2 separate regions of the Mus musculus genome follow, and region 1 is linked to region 2. The links are chromatin loops, found by intact Hi-C in ENCODE. Cell type or tissue: heart. All regions are shown on one strand.

The links. Peaks named below come from ENCODE experiments on the same cell type or tissue, not always from the same donor. Only the 100,000 strongest peaks of a DNase experiment are listed, where the experiment ranks them.
Region 1: it touches region 2 in a loop (5-fold over the local background); 7 of 42 quality-filtered maps call a loop at or near these places.

What each region holds. Positions count from the first base shown.
Region 1 is chr19:6,494,314-6,502,313 of GRCm38, reverse strand. All of the region lies in intron 17 of Nrxn2 (neurexin II), which reads right to left. It overlaps Gm52381 (a long non-coding RNA gene), which reads left to right and starts at 5,059. Exons shown (of 2, transcript XR_003952843.1): 1 at 5,059-5,961. In heart, no CTCF peak of the experiment used is centred here; DNase peaks (open chromatin) are centred at 121, 4,593, 4,633 and 4,963; H3K4me3 peaks cover 2,049 bases; H3K27ac peaks cover 641 bases; H3K27me3 peaks cover 8,000 bases.
Region 2 is chr19:6,549,406-6,557,405 of GRCm38, reverse strand. No RefSeq gene overlaps it. Among named protein-coding and RNA genes, the nearest start is that of Slc22a12, 10 kb to the right of the region's middle. In heart, a CTCF peak has its summit at 4,948 (motif pointing right); DNase peaks (open chromatin) are centred at 3,335 and 4,975.

The DNA of each region.
Region 1 (8,000 bases), 55 kb after region 2:
TGGGCAGAAGAGGGAAAGGATGAATGGTTTATTGGGCTGGGGCTGCAGTAATTACCCCAGGGAGACATTTCTCTCCCCAGCACCACTGCTCCCGCACGGGCGGGGACAGAGGGCTTGGTTTACGAGGAGGTCGGGTGCTGGAGGCGGAGCTTCTGCCAAGCCCCGCCCCTCCGGCCACGCTCCGGAGGCGCTTCCCACAGCTCTGCCAGGCAAGCAAACTCTCTAGCCCTCCCAGAAGAAGGCATGCCAGCCTTGGTGCCCAGGATAACACTCCACATCTGTAACTTGACAGCATCCAGAAAGGTTTTGAGAAGCAAAGGGGACTAAAGCAGGCTCCAGTGTTGCCCAAGACTGGTATAGACCAATTGTTCTTTTCCACACTGGTAAATTGGGAGCTGACTATGCATAGCATGCTGGCCAGACCCACACCGCTGGAAGCCCATGGCAAGAGTTTCTAATCAGACATAAGATGTCACCTTCTGCACACATTCAACAGTCACCTCAATGCTTCCTAGACCCAGAAATTCACAGAGCCATAAAACACTAGATATGATCATATAGTCAACACATGCATGCACACACACACACATCCCTACATTCTAGAAAGAAAACAACTAACCATCAACAATGTTTCAGGAACCCAGACTCACAGCATTTACTCCATTTAAAAACTGCCCGTGCAGTCATGCCCCGGGGGCTCAAAGCACACATGCGGCTCTGTGTGCCAGTGCCCCAGGAACATCAGAAGCCAGCACAGAAGCTTTCTGGGAGATCTAGAGCGGTCAAGGGATAAGGCCTCTGCATTATCCAGAAAAGCCCGGGTCTTAGGTGCTTTCTGTTATCAACAAATCTTCCCAGGAGAACACCACAGCCAGGGGGTGGGGCTTCTGCACAGGCCCTGACAGCTAAACTCTCTCTTCATCTACATACCTCAGCTCTTAGCTTCATCCTGGCCATACACCATTCAGTCAGGAATCTAAGTTATATACTCATCCACAGAACCAAACTACATGATAGCCCTCTTCTGCTGGAAGCTGCTGAACTGAGTGGGAGTTGGTCTGCCTTCGTGGGCTCTCGGGAGGACTAGAAAAGAGCTCATCAAAGATTCAGAGACCAGTACTGGGATGAAGGGGTCCATGACCAGAAAGACCAGAAAGGTGTCATCTCCTCTGTCCATTTTAGGTCCCAGGTGTGTTGGTCACCCCATACCCTACAGTGACATCAGGTACAGAAATGTCAGGTGGGAAGGGACATTATGTAATGGGAGGGCTTGGGGGATGGGAGGGAGAGTGGGAAAGCTGTGAGCAGGGAAGAAGGCAAGGAGACTCAGTAGAGAAGCAGAGAAGCAGGTGTCCATGCAGAGAGAGAGAGAGAGAGAGAGAGAGAGAGAGAGAGAGAGAGAGAGAGAGAAAGAGAAAGTGCACTGCCCTCACACTAGGGAGCCTTGGAGCAGGAGGAAAGCTGGCTGGCCTCCAGCCCAGGGAGGCGTCCCAGGGGAGGCCAGTTCTCTCATCTCCCCATAGCTGAGGTGAGCAGAGAGGGGTTCAGTCATGAGAAACTGCTTTCTCCTCTTGTAGATTTCCTTAGTCCCCTCCTTCCCCCTGAATCCTTTTCAGCCTCTCCACCACTTCATCAGTGTCCCGAGCTGCCCTCCCCCTCATCCTTACCTCCTTCTACCCTGGGAAGACACCCCACACACACAGGCAATGCTCATGCCAACATGTTATAGTTGTTGGCCCCATTCTCTTGACCGTGTCTCGGAGCATCAGGGGCGGTGACAAGACCTTTCTGGGAGATCTAACACTGTAGAGAAATAAAGCACCCTGCACAGTCCAGGAAAGCCTGGATTCCTGTTCCCTCTGCCTGACTCCTGCCCCTGCCAGCTCCTGGGCTCTCCTCTCCACCTGCCCATCATCTCTGAGCCAGCACCTTGCCGTCTCTTTCATGTCTGCCCCTCTTTCCCCACAGGGCTCCCCTCCAGTGCACCTGGACCCCTTTCCTAATACCTAGCACCATTGCCTAGAATGTTCTGTCTGAGTATCTGAGGAGAGCCAGAAGAGAACAGCAAGGAGGCAGGGGTAAGGGAAGGGCATGAGAGACCCTGAAGAGGCAGAGCTGGGGTGAGGATGTGGGAAAGGAGAAGTGGAGAGTGCTGCCTGTGGTAGGGATGGTAGCTGAGATGGCAGAGAGGGAACAGAGGGACCTGAAGAGACTGCTCCTGGGGAATGGAGGAAACAAAGTAGTGGCATATGGGGGGCAGGGAGGGACAGGGACAGAAAGACCGGATATGACATGGGGTGTGGAGATCAGGGGGCTTCTTGCAGACACAGAACAGTCATGGGAAAACCAAGAGTGTGGAAATGGGAGGCACTGAGGGGAATGGACGGGACACAATAGCATGGTTGTAGACAGTGATGGAGGAACAGCAATGGGGCTGAGCAGGGAAGGTGAGGGACGGTCTGAAATGAGGATGGCAAGGCACTGAGATGGCAGGGAGGAGATGAAAGCCCTGAGAGGGGAGAATGGAGAGAGCTGAGGAGCACAGTGCTCAGACAGCAAGGGATGGAGGGCTCAGAGATGGAGAGGAGAGCCCAGCGGTGGGCAGGGAGCCTGGGCCGGGAGGTGATGAGGGCTGGAGATGGGGGCCGGCAGAAGAGGAGCACGAATGGGGGTGGTAGGGGCTTAACTGAAGGACACGGTGAGGGAGATGAAGCTGGGGTGCAGGACGGAGCGGGAAGTGATAAATAAATTAAACCCAGAGCTGATGGGGTCTCCGGATGGGAGGTGGCTGAAGCCCTGAGATGGCACGTGAAGGAGGGCCTGAGACAAAAGCAACAGTCGCCAAGATGGGCAGGTGTGTCAGGAAACGGGGCACCCGGCATAGATGTTGTGGGGTACAGTAATGGAAAGTGACAGGCTCCTAGAGTCTGAGGGACATAGACAGGAGGTGACAGGTACAGAGCTGGGAAGAGATGGCTTCCTGAGAATCCTGGGGGTGGGGGAGTCTCAGATATGGAGGAATGAAGGCCTGAGGTCTAGAGGGGAAGTGAGTCTGAAGTATAAAGTGGCAGGGCCTGTTCAAGAAGGAAGGGCAGGGGCTTGGAGACAGAGGGTATGAAGGACTGGGCTGGCAGTGAATGGAGTGATTGGGGCTGACACAGGAGAGGTGACGAGGAGCCTGGAAGCAGAGAGACTGGGCTCAGGGGGTGACATGGGGAGGGTCACAACTGGAAGCAGAGCAGAGATGGGGATGGAAGGTGAGTAGGTACCAAAGATGAGAGTACAATCGTACAATCGGGGTGCAGATGATGGGGCCCGCAGACTGAGTGAATTGTTTGAGGGATGGTGGAAGGCCAGGAATGGAAAAGAAAAGGGAAGGTTGCCAGGTAGGCAGAGGTGGAAGGTAGCACACCAGCCGCGGAAGGGGATGGATGGAGGTGATAGGGAAGAGGGATTCAAGGAGGGACAGACAGGGTGAAAGGACAGGCGATAGGGCTCTGGGAGAGACAGAGGCTAACAAAGCACTTGGGGAAGAGCAGGTGCAGGTGAGACTAGGAAGCACTTATGGAGACAGGGATGAGGGTGAGCAGGAGGAATGGAGAGATGGAGGTGAGGGTGGGGCTGGCATGATGGGAGCTGGAGATGGGAGGTGAAGGGGCTCCGCCGCCGCAAAGCCCAGCTCCGAGAGTGCACAGTCGGGGTGCGGCCCTCGGGGCTCCCGGGGCCTGGGCGGAGCACCCAAGCCCCACAAGCCAGTCCGCCGGCGTCGGGGCGCCACTTACCGTGCCCGCTGCGGGTGAGGAAGGGCATGCGGTTGATGGCGATGGGCACGGTGCCGTGCTTGCTGTGGAAGTGGTGGACGTGGTGGGTGGTGCTGAGGCTGGACGAGACCCGGGCCCCCTCAGCCGCCCCCAGCAGCAGCAGCAGCCCCAGCAGAAGCGGCAGCGGCGGCGGCGGCGGCGGTGGCGGCAGGGGCCCGGCCAGGGCGGGGGGGCGGCGCGGGCACCCCCCCTGCCCGCTCCCCCCGGGGGGCATCTCGGCCCGGGGGCGGCCACCTTACAGCCCCATGGCCGGGGGCGGGGACGCGGGGCTGCGCGGCCCCGCGAAGCCCCCCTCCGGTTGCGAGCTCCGAGAGGGGGGTAGGGGTGAAGCGAAGGAAAACCAGAGCCCGAGCCTCAGTCCGGAGCCAAGCAAATCAACTGGATCCCGCCGGGGAATCCGGGGTACGCGCAGCGGGAAGGCCAAGGTCCGTGAAGCCTGGATCCATCGCGGGCGGCTAGGGGTCCCCCCTCAGGCCGGGGCCGGGCCGGCGCAGAGGGCCGTCAGCGGCCAGCGGGTGGGGGCATGGTGCTGGGGAGGGGACGGTAGGGAAATCCTGCGGAAAAACCCAGCGGGGCGGGAGATGGGGTGCGCAGAAGCGACAGAGGCCCGGCTCCCCCGAAAGCGAGAGCCCCGCGGAACCGACCCGGCGCCGCTGCTGCCCGACAGAGGCCAGAGAAGGAAGGAGGGAGCGGCCGGGGGAGGGGGGCGGGAGGAGGGGGAGGGAAGCAAATCCGGGTGATGGGGGAGTGAGGGGAGAGGAGAGGAGGGGAGAGGAGAAGAGGGGAGCGGGGCCAAGCAGAGGAAAGGCGCGAGCCTGCGAGATTCCGGCGGAGAGATGGAGGCAGCGGAGTGTTGCTGCAGAGGCTGAGAGGGCTAGAAGGGAGAGGGAGGGAGGGACACAGGGAGGGAGGGAGGGACGGTGGAAAGGAAGGGAGGGGAGGGGAAGCGCAGGAGGAGGGGGGGCAGGGCGGAGGGACCCGAGCGGCTCCCGATCTGCGGGCGGCGCTGGGCAGCTCCACGGCGTGGCACCTGGCTAGCCCGCTCGCCGCTCGCCTCTCCTATGCGCGCGCCCCGCCCCTCCCCCGCGCTCGGGAGCGCGCTTTCCACCATCACCATCACCACCACCACCGCCACCCCCCTCCGGGAGAAGGGGCCCTGCTGAATAATTGAACAGGACTGAGGCTAGCAAGAGAGGCCGCTCTCTTCCTCCTCCTCCTCCTCCTCCTCCTCCTCCTCCTCCTCCTCCTCCTCCACCACCACCACCACCATCACCACCCCTCCCCCATCTGGACGAAACCCAAAAGTGCTTGCTGGTCCAGCTCGCAGAGATGTGGCCACAGCCCTCTTTAGCTGTTCCCCCTTGAAACACATGTGCACGCTGGTTTGTGGACCGGTTCGGGTAAGAAAACACCCACGCATCCCTATAGGTACCAGTGTGCCAGGAGGCACACAGATCGGACACATATATACATGTGTGTGATCAGATATTGGCATACCAAATGTTTGCAGAGAAACAGACACACATACATGTTGATTATAGGCAATGAATGGCCAACATAAACTCCCCACCCCCTTAAAACTCAGTCATCCATAGCTACAGAAACAACCCATCCACAGCCCCAAAGGCACTGGAGACACACTCTCTCTCTCTCTCTCTCTCTCTCTCACACACACACACACACACACACACACACACACACACACACACACACTCACACCCCTGACTACCAAGGTGCTTGCCTGGTCCTATTCAAGGCCCCCTTCCTTTTCTGCAGCCCTCCCTCCTCCCCTCCCCAGTTCTCCTGTCTCCTAGCCTCAGCCCCTAGCTCCCCAGGGTTCTCCAGGACAGTTGTTCAGAAGGACAAAGGCTTCCAGGTCTGATTACATCCAGCTGAAGAAACCTTTCTGTCTTAGGATGGCCCCTTTCACTGGGATCTGCTCTCCACACTTGGGGGTGGATTAGAAGTACTTGCCATGGCCCCCAGAGACACGTGCAGATAAAATCCCTTCCCTCACCTTTGGATGCAACCTTCACACTCACATCAACCTGCTTGGACAGGGGAGAGCAAGCAATGCAGGAGGCAGAGGAGAAAAGAAGAACAATGTAAAGAGACCCTGAACTGAGCACAAGTTGGGCAGGTGAGTGGAGAGGGAAGGAAGGCCCTGCTGAGAGAAGAAGGGGCGGGAGAGGCCGGAGTATTGGTTCCAGATTCCATCTGGTGCAGAACTGTCACGGTGAGCTCACGGGTGCAGTCGAGATCCTGGACAAGCCAGGTGTGGGGCTAATGTCTAGAATTCCAGCACTTGATAGACCAGTACAGAAAAACTATCTCAAGCTAGAGTCTAGCCTGGGATACATAGCGAGACTCTGTTTCTGAGACAAAGGAAGGAAGGAAGGAAGAAAAAAAGCAAGCTCCCTCAGGATTGCTGAGGTGATGGGGCGGGTCCACACACATGGCTTCAAAAGTGGAGAACAGTCCTTAGTGCTGTCGAGAAAGAGGCTTCCAGGGGTGCACAGTCCCATGGGGGTGAGAGACAATGGGGTGCCGTTCTACAAGGTCCTGTCCGCCCGCCCACTCTCTCCCATCCTTGGGGCCCTGGCTCTGGAGTACAGACGGACACAGCCTCAAGCAGGCAGAAAATGTATGGCCCCAGAGGGAGGGGGGGGAGCTGGTAGTGGTGACAGGAAAGGAAGGGTAGCCGTCTGGAGGCCAATCAATACTGGTGAAGTGGGAATTGGAGAGAGCTGGAGGGGGTGACGCTGGGGGTGGGGTCAGAAGAAGAGAGATGGAGATGTGCAAGACACCAACAGAGGATGCAGAGATGAGAGGTGAAGATGCAGGCATGGAGAGAGGTAACAGGCTGTGGAAGGCCAGAGCTGCCTCAGACAGCAGCAGCCCAGGGACTCTGGTGTGGATGTTCTCCTCCACTGACCCCTCTTTCCTCTCAGTGAATGGCCCCCTTTTCACTCCCCCTACTTGTCTCTTGATTGATCTTTTTTTCTCCAAGCCCGAGTTGACTCTTGAGAGCTCCCCCCACCCCGGTAACCCCAAACCTTCAAAGCTCCCATGATACAGGTGGGGAAACAGAGGCAAAAGGCAGGAAGAAGCTGCCCTGAGGGTCAGATTTCCTCAGTCTCTCCATCCAGGCAGTTCTGAACACCCTCCCAGGGCCAGCTCTGCCCTGCTCCCCTGTCCCGTCCTCCCCACCCCTCTTCACAGACACTCCACCTCCTTACTGATTTCCACTTGACAGTGTGCAGGGCTTTCCGTCTGGAGTGTACTGGGCTCCAAGAAGGAGCTGGCATGAAAACCCAGACAGAGGAGAGGCCCTGGGAGAAAAGGGAGTGTCGCAGACACCCCACCCAGTCTCTCACCCTGCCCTTATAGCAGGGCAGACCCCAGAGCAGCTCCAGCCGGCTTCAGAACAACACCGAGCCCTTAGGGGACTCCACGTTTCACCCACCTTTTCTTATGGTCCATAGCTTAGCTCAGGCTATGCCACTAGGTACACAGACCCCCGGGGCAGGGCTGGACCCCAGCTCTGGTGTCTCTTCTTTCTCCCAGCCAAGAACCTAGAGACTGTCTCTCCCCACCCCTGCCCAAAAGTAGCCAGATTCCAGAGACACATCCTGCCTCCCCTCCAGCTCTGGGCCTTTCCCGAAGCCTGTGCTCGCCACGTGGGAGCACAGCCGTGCACGGACAGCCGTACTTGGACCAGATTCCCTCTATCCTGAGCAAGAGAAGCCCAGCATGGGCATCAGCACCACTCCCAGAAACCCACGTGCAGCAGGGGTAGCCACGGCAGCCAAGGGCCCCCAGGTTCGGGCAGAGCTCCATCACTGAGCATTGTTGAAGGATCACATGGGAAGGTTTTGCCCGTGGCACCCAACCATCACCAACCATCAGTGGGAAGGGTTACATAGAACAGGGTTTGTGCCGGCTGGAGCCAGGTAGAACGCGCAGCAGGCTGAGGTGCACCTAAGCTGGCTGGGAGGTTTAGGGAGGCACATGGAACATCAGGTCAGATGAAACTCCTGGGGCACAGAGCTGGGAGGGCTGGCCACACCTGAGAACCAGGAAAGTGCGGGGGGGGGGGGGCAGAGGCGGGGAGGGGGGAGCACGCTGTATATTTTATCCAACAGTCACCCAGGAGTCCCATACCCTAGGATAACTCGG
Region 2 (8,000 bases):
CCACTTAACAACTATATGAGAGAAAAGTACTACTTGACTGAGATCAGTCAAGGAGGGCGCGGTGACTGACAGAGCTGTGGGGAGGGGCCAGTGCATGAGCCCAGGAAGAAACAAAGGCCAGATGATGTGCGCTGGCCTGAATTCAGGGATAGGAAACTCGATATTATTAAAATGCCAATTCTCTACAGTTCAGTTGATGGATTTAGTGTAACCACCACGTCAACATTCTCCTTTGTATAAATGGCCAAACACAGCCAGGAGTGGAGACACACTGATAATTTCAGGATGTAGAAGAGGGGTGTGAAGATGGGGGGGGTGTGCAAAGTTATCGCTGGCTACACAACAATTTCCAGAGTAAGCCGCATGAGATCCTGTCTCAAATACACCAACAAAGCCCTGACAAGCGAGTGCTAATGTTTACATGAAAACACAAAGGACTGAATTAGCTCGGAAATTCTGCAAAAAGAAAAACAGGATTAGACTATGGCTCAGTGATAGAGTACTTATTTCATGTGCCTGTGCTCCAGGGTTCAGTCCCCAATTCTGAAAATATTTGTCCTGCAGAGTTCAGAAATAGGGACATGCCTATGTAAAGGTGGAAGGAGAGAACAGACCTCACAAAGCTGTCCCCTGACCACATGTGCATGTGACACACATGCCCCCCACTCTCCATACCCACCCAGCTCCTGCTTCCAAAATACCTGGGCTATTCCTAGCCTTGGCCGAAGCAACTTCTCTTTGCAGTGGGCAGTGGTCAATGGGAAGATGCACAATTGGTTAAAGTTCAATGTGTGTGTGTGTGTGTGTGTGTGTGTGTGTGTGTGTGTGTGGTTAAAGGGAGGGAGGTGTGTTGGGGGGAGACCTGGAGAAGTTGAACGCCAGAAATCAGAAGTACATATGACCACATTTTATTGCATACACACCAGAAATCAGAAGTACATATGACCACATTTTATTGCATACACACATGCAATACTCAGAAATAGTATGAACGACATACTTCAGAAAGTTTGCTCTTGCTGGTTTTGTTTTTCTTTTTAATATTTATTTATTTATTATTTTTTGAGACAGAGTCTCACTATGTAGCCTGAGCTAGCCTGGAACTCACTCTGTAGATCAGGCTGGCCTTAAACTCAGAGATCCACTGCCTCTGCCTCCAGGGTGTTGTGGTTAAATGTATGTGCACTCACCCCTGGCTTGCTTTAAAAGAAAAAAATGTATTCTAACTAGTCTCTGTCCTTGGCATCTTCAGCCATGCTTCAGGGTTTCTTATGCTCAACTGGGACAAGCCTTCTCCAGAAAGGAGGAGACTGACCAAGGGAAAGCTGCAAAGCTTGCCTGTCCTCTCAGCCCCAAGAGACTGTGGCAAGAGAGTCACCAGCTCCAAGCTTGTGTGGGCAACTTGCAAAGCCCTGTGCCAAATAACACCACTAAGAGAGCTAAGTCCACAAGACCGTGGGGCGGCTGGAATGGGGAGATTTAGCGTCCACCCCCCATGGGGCTGCCATTCTCTCCTGAGTACTCAGAGGAGGAAAGAGAACAGGGGACACTGTGACAATTAACGCATAAGCAGTCACAGAAACTTTGTTTGCAATTACCAAGAGCAGAAGCAACCAAAACACCAATCAGCAGATGGATAGACAACCATGGGCCTGCAAGATGGCTGAGTTAAGGTGCTCGCTGTGCGAGGATGACAACTGGGAAGGTAGAAAGAAAAAAACAGTGCCATAAAGCTGTCCTCTGACAGCCACATACGCAAAAGCACATGCACGTGCGCACATGTGGGCACACCCATGTGCACGCACCCATGTGCACACACCCGTGTACACACACAATCACACACACATGTGCACACACCCGTGTACACACACAATCACACACACACACATGCACGCACACATGTACACTCACACACATCCATACACGTACATGTATGTGTGTGTATGTGTGTACATACATATATATATATATATATATATATATTGTCTTAGTCAGGGTTTCTATTCCTGCACAAACATCATGACCAAGAAGCAAGTTGGGGAGGAAAGGGTTTATTCGGCTTACACTTCCATACTGCTGTTCATCACCAAGGAAGTCAGGACTGGAACTCAAGCAGGGCAGGAAGCAGGAGCTGATGAAGAGGCCATGGAGGGATGTTCTTTACTAGCCTGCCTCTCCTGGCTTACTCACCCTGCTCTCTTATAGAACCCAAGACTACCAGCCCAGAGATGGCACCACCCACAAGGGGCCTTTCCCCCTTGATCACTAATTGAGAAAATGCCTTACAGTTGGATCTCATGGAGGCATTTCCTCAACTGAAGCTCCTTTCTCTGTGATAACTCCAGCTGTGTCAAGTTGACACAAAACTAGCCAGTACACACACACACACACACACACACACACACACACACATATATATATATATGCCAGATGTAAGTTCTAGGCCAGCCAGGACTGGACTCTATAGTGAGGCTCTTCTCCTTACCTCATGTCTGAAGCAAACACTATAATTATAGTTAAAATCACTAGGCTGAGCATGTGGGTCAGTGGAAAAGAACCTATCTGCCTGGTGTACATGAGGTCCAAGCCCCCATCCTCAGTACTGAAAAACAAATCAAATAAACCTCCACACAGCCACACTGAGCTGTAGAAACAGAGCCCTTCATTCAGCACTGCCAGCCCCGTGTCCCCAGGCATGAGCCAGGTGACACTATCTCTGTCATTCATACACCTTGGTCTGCAGCCTTCAACAGCGTGCATCTCGGCAGTACTCATATGGGAGTCTGTGGTCTTCGTGGTTTACATCTCTCAGATGACTTGCAGTGTGTGGAGCTGTCCTCACGAGGGTCTCACAGGGAGGATGTGGAGGGGAGATGGGGAAGGGCTGTGTGCACTTGAAGGAGGAGGGAGTACAGGACCCAGGGACAGAACAGCTGCCCTGGACAGGCAGTGAGCAGATGCTTTCTCTCCTCAGACTCCAAGGAAGGAGTGAAGGCAAGGAACAAGAGAGGAGGGGCTGAGGGGACAAAAGTGTGGAGAGGGTGCAGATGAGGAAACAGGGTGAGGCTGCAGGGCCTGAGGAGTGTTGGCTTCAGCCTGGCCATGAGCTTACAGTGGGCTTTCTCAGCTGAGCTATGTTCGAATTTTTTTGGTGTGTGTGTGTGTGCATGTGTGTGTGTGTGTGTGTGCATGTGTGCATGTGTTATGTGTGTGTGGGTTGCTAGGGACAGAACCACACACTAAGCAGGTGTCAGTGAGCTGCCCTGCCTTAACTCTGAGTTTGTTTTCCACACATCTGGCTGCTTGGCACAGGATTCAGAGAAGTAGAGCAACAACTGCTAAGCAGGAAGTGAGCTCTGGAAGGAACTGACTGATAGGCTCTCAAAACAGGACCAAGGGAATAGTAGACAGTGGTGATCTCGCCAGCTGGGACAGCCCAGGGTCCCCAAACAGGATGAGAGGTCGCAGGAATCAATGGCACAGGAAGTTAAGAACAGAGACAGAAGGGTCACCCGCTGGGCCCGCTGCCCCAGGAATTTCTGGCCTGGGGAATCGACGCAGGGGCTGTTTTTCCTCTCCTTGGTGAACTTGAACCCCTATGTGCTTTCTTTTTAAAAAAAAAGAATTATTTATTTTTAATTTATGTGTTTGGGCGTCTGTGCACCACATGCATGCAGTGCCCACAGAGGCCCAAAGAGAGCATCAGATTCTCTGGAACTGGAGTTACAGATGGTCGTAAGTTCCAGTGTGGCTGCTGAGAATCAATCCAACCCTGTTCCTCTGGAAGAACAGTCAGTGCTCTTAACCAGGGAGCCATCTCTCTAGCCCCACCCCCCACCCCTTTTCATGCATGTTCTTGCATCTTCTGTGTCTCCTTAAAATAAACTGGATTCTGGGTAAAAAGAATGTGTCCCTTTCTCAGGAGTGCCCGCCCTGGAGAACAACCAGTGAGGAGATACCAGAGAGAGGAGAGAGGTAGTCCATGGCTGTTAAGATCAAGGGTCCTTGCCACCCACACGGCATGTTCTTACTTCCGCCCTTGCTCTAATCAAACCTTGACGTCTTGGCTTGCTACTGTGTCCTGTCTGAACAGGTCTTTTTTTTTTTTTTTTAGAATACAAGAACATAGGCTGCTGCTGCCACCAAGCCCAGAAAAAACCAGAAACCACTCCATAACAATCTAGTAAGGGTCCCTAAGACCTAAGGCAGACACCACCCTGCCCCACGTTCCTGATAGTCCTTGGTGCGTATCTATGCCACTGTTCGTACACTCACAGGAAAGATATAACGAGTGTGCCTGATCTTCCCTGAGGCACATGCCCTGTCTGATCACAAGACAAACATCAGAAAAAAAACAAACTGAGGGTCTCTCTACAAAACGCCTGTGTGTTACTCTCCAAAACTGTCAAGGTCATGATATATAAAATACGACAAATAGAAACTAGGACTGGAGAGATGGCTTAGGGGATAAGAGTATGCACTGCTCTTCCAGAGGTCCAGAGTTCAATTCCCAGCACCACATCAGGGGACTCACATCTACCTGTAACTCCAGCTCCAGGGGCGGCCAACACTTCCAGCCCCGGTGGGGTCCTGCACTCAGTCACATGTGCACACACACAGGAAGGGAGGGAGGGAGGGAGGGAGGGAGGGAGGGAGGGAGGGAGGGAGGGGAAGGGGAAGGGGAGGGGGAGGGAAGGAGAGAGGCAGGCAGAAATCATCACAGTTCAGAAAAGGAGAACAAGGAGCACACTGGTGGGTAGCCAGGCAGTCTGAATAAAGGGTAGCTTTTATTAACTGCACTGGCCTGCAGAGAGCAGAGCAGGGCTCACTTGCAGTGGGGCAATGCAGGGGTTGGCCTAAAGGGGGCAGTACATGGCTTGCCTGAAGTGAACATTTCATGTCTCAGCCTGCAAGGGCCAGGGCCAGGGCCAGGACTCACCTGCAGAAGGCAGTAGAGGGCTTGGCAGGAGAGGGGACAGTACTGGGCTCACTTGCAGAGGGCAGTACAGAACCTGGCCCACAGAGGGCAGTGAAGAGCTTGAGGGTACAGTTGAGGGCATTAGCAACTCAGGCCCATGCAGGTGTTGCCATGGAGCTCATGAGCCCAGAGGTTTGGGTTTGTTTTTGTTTTGTTTTGTTTTTTGTTTGTTTTTTTGTTTTTTGTTTTTTTCAACTTGGAAAAGACAGTTTTTAATGAGAAATCTCCCTGTGTTCAATGTTGACTGGGTTGTTTCAATCACAGCCTGTGGACCACATCAAACGGGTCTCGGGGCCAAGCCACACAGATCAACCTGCCAGCTCAGCTATGTGACCGTTTCTGGTCAGAGCATCAGGCCCAGACAGTAGGCAGTGGCTTCCCAGGCCTTTCTCACCAGGCTCCTAGAGTCAGGGACACTGCGGCCACAGCAGTAGGACCCTGCCAACATCAGCTGCTCCCAACAGACTTCACTCACCTCTTTGCCTCCAGATGGCCTCGCTGAACTTCCAACCTTCCCCAGACCTTGGGCTGTCCTGTCTGGGTCAATGGCAACTAGTTCTACTCAGCCGTGGACTCTGGAAGCCTACAGGTCATTGCCAGGCCCCCTTCTCTCACACCCAAACCGCACTCTGTAACTGGAGTTACAGTTGACTTTGGCCACCTGCCCCAAACACTATTAAAAAGACAAAGAATGGTAAAAGGCAGAAAAGGGGGACATAATTATTGCCCACCAGGAAAATAAACAGGTAAAGGGGTGCAGTGACCCCTAACTTCACCATGGGATGATGCTGTGAGCTTTAGCTTTGAGAAAAGGAAGAATGGGGCAGGAGGAAAAAGGTGGGCATCATTAAGCCATCCTGGTCGGGATGCTGCCCATCATTAATACAACGGGCCCTGCAAAGTGGTCCTTAAGTTGTTACTGGGGTAGAGTTGAGCAGCTGAGTTTTCAGACTGCTCCTGCGGAGGACCCAAGGTCCCTTTCAGCACACATGTCACGTGGGTCACAACTTCCTGTGGAAGCTCTGTGAAACCCAGTGTCTTATGACCTCTCCAGATATACATGAGGAGAGAGAGAGAGAGAGAGAGAGAGAGAGAGAGAGAGAGAGAGAGAGAGAGAAACAAAAATAAACCATTGTTTCAAAAATCCTTAAATGAGTTTGTTGGCTTAGTTTTTTTTTTTTAAGAAGATTGTGTCATACATATTAATGACCCCAGGGGACCAAACTGGGTTGCTACAAAAAAAAAAAAAAAAATCAGCTCTAAAGTACAACTCCTCCGTGACAGATAACTGTTCTCATCCTGGGCGTGGTCTCTCCTTGTTGGACCAAGTGAAGAATTGATGCTTTTTAGCAAAGACAGTTCCTAGATACCTGTCACAATCCCATTCAGTTTAATCCTAAAAACTTATGAGATGCCCCCACATACCACAGAGTTCTATATGGACAGACCTGAGTCTACACAGGGTCTCTACCCCCTCCCCTGTCCCCCTGCGCATTTTGCACACGGTGCTATGAACTTGGCAAATCCAACCTCACACCAACAGTTTGCTGAACAGACCTTCCCAGCCCAGGGTGTGCATGTATCCTTTCCTTGAGGGGGCCAGGCTGCCCACAGGCCTGCTAGCCCACACTCCCTCTATTCCATCACTCACCCTGATAGACTCTGTCTTCACATAAGAAGCAGGTGGCTCTACACATGAGGCCCTCTACCCCATCTTCCCAGGACACACAGCTGGGACATTCATCCCCTAGTGTGTGCCAAGGTCCAATGAAAACTATCCTCTATCCTACGTATGTATGTATGCATTTGTGTGTATGTATGTATGTATGTATGTATGTATGTATGTATGTATTTGTGTATGTGTGTGTATGTGTATGTGTGCACTTGTATATGTATGTTTGTATGTATATGACATAGCCTCTTGTATCCCAAGCTGGTTCTGAACTCTCTATAGCCACAGATGATCTTGAACTGATGATCCTCCTTTCTTCACCCCCATGCTGCTGGGATTACAGGCATGCGCCACTGTAGATAAAACCCAGGGGCTGCTGGGATTACAGGTATGCACTACCATAGGTTCAAACTTGGGTTTGAACTTAGGTTTTATGCTAAGCAAGCACTTACCAGCTGAGCTATATCTCCAGCCCCGCAAGGTGTCTTTTCAGTAACCAGCAGGCAAATGAGTGGATGGATGGATGGATGGATGGATGGATGGATGGATGGATGGGAGAATGAGAGAAACAAGAATGAAGAGGTCAAAGGGTCATGTGGCCATGTGGTCACAGCCTCACCCTCTCTGATTCCAGCTGCTCAAAGCACTGCCCCTTTGTGTCCTTCCAGTATGAGGCAAGTACAGGCGTGTGTCTCCTCATGCGTGTCTATGTTATACACCTGTGGGTACACATGCACGAGCATGCATGTGTGTGGGTGTGGGTGTGGCTGCAGAAAACGGCTGTTTGCAGGATGAAGACTCATCTAGGATTGACACAAAGGAAGCAGCACAGAGCACTGGCTGAGATATCCCTGCAGGGGACAGGACATGGAAGCTTCTAGCTCATCGCAAACCCTCTTTTAAATTCTGCCAAAAAGGCAGGCCTGGGAGCGAGCCAATTGTGTTTAGTTCTCAGGCGCTCAGATCCCACAGCATCTGCCTCACAGGTGTCCTCAATAGACAAAAACAGAGCTCTTCGTTAGAGCCACCAAGCACACATTAGCCATATGTGAAAAGATGAGTCACACAACCCAGATTGTCACCTGCCTTGCTCGGTGGCGAACAGCGTGCAGCTCCGCTCGGCTTCCAAACCCTGATCTGACTTGAGGCCAGCCAGAGCGTCCAGGGGCTGTTCTCAGGTTCAGCCTCCGAGGCTCCCACAAGCCACCTACTAGCTGCCTTACCAAAACAATTAAAAACAATGATGGCAATAATCACACTTAAAATCCCAACAACGACATGAACAGTGTGCTCACTGCATCCCAGGGACGGGCATAAGCTATTGACACAAACTCTGCCCTCTCAAGAGCT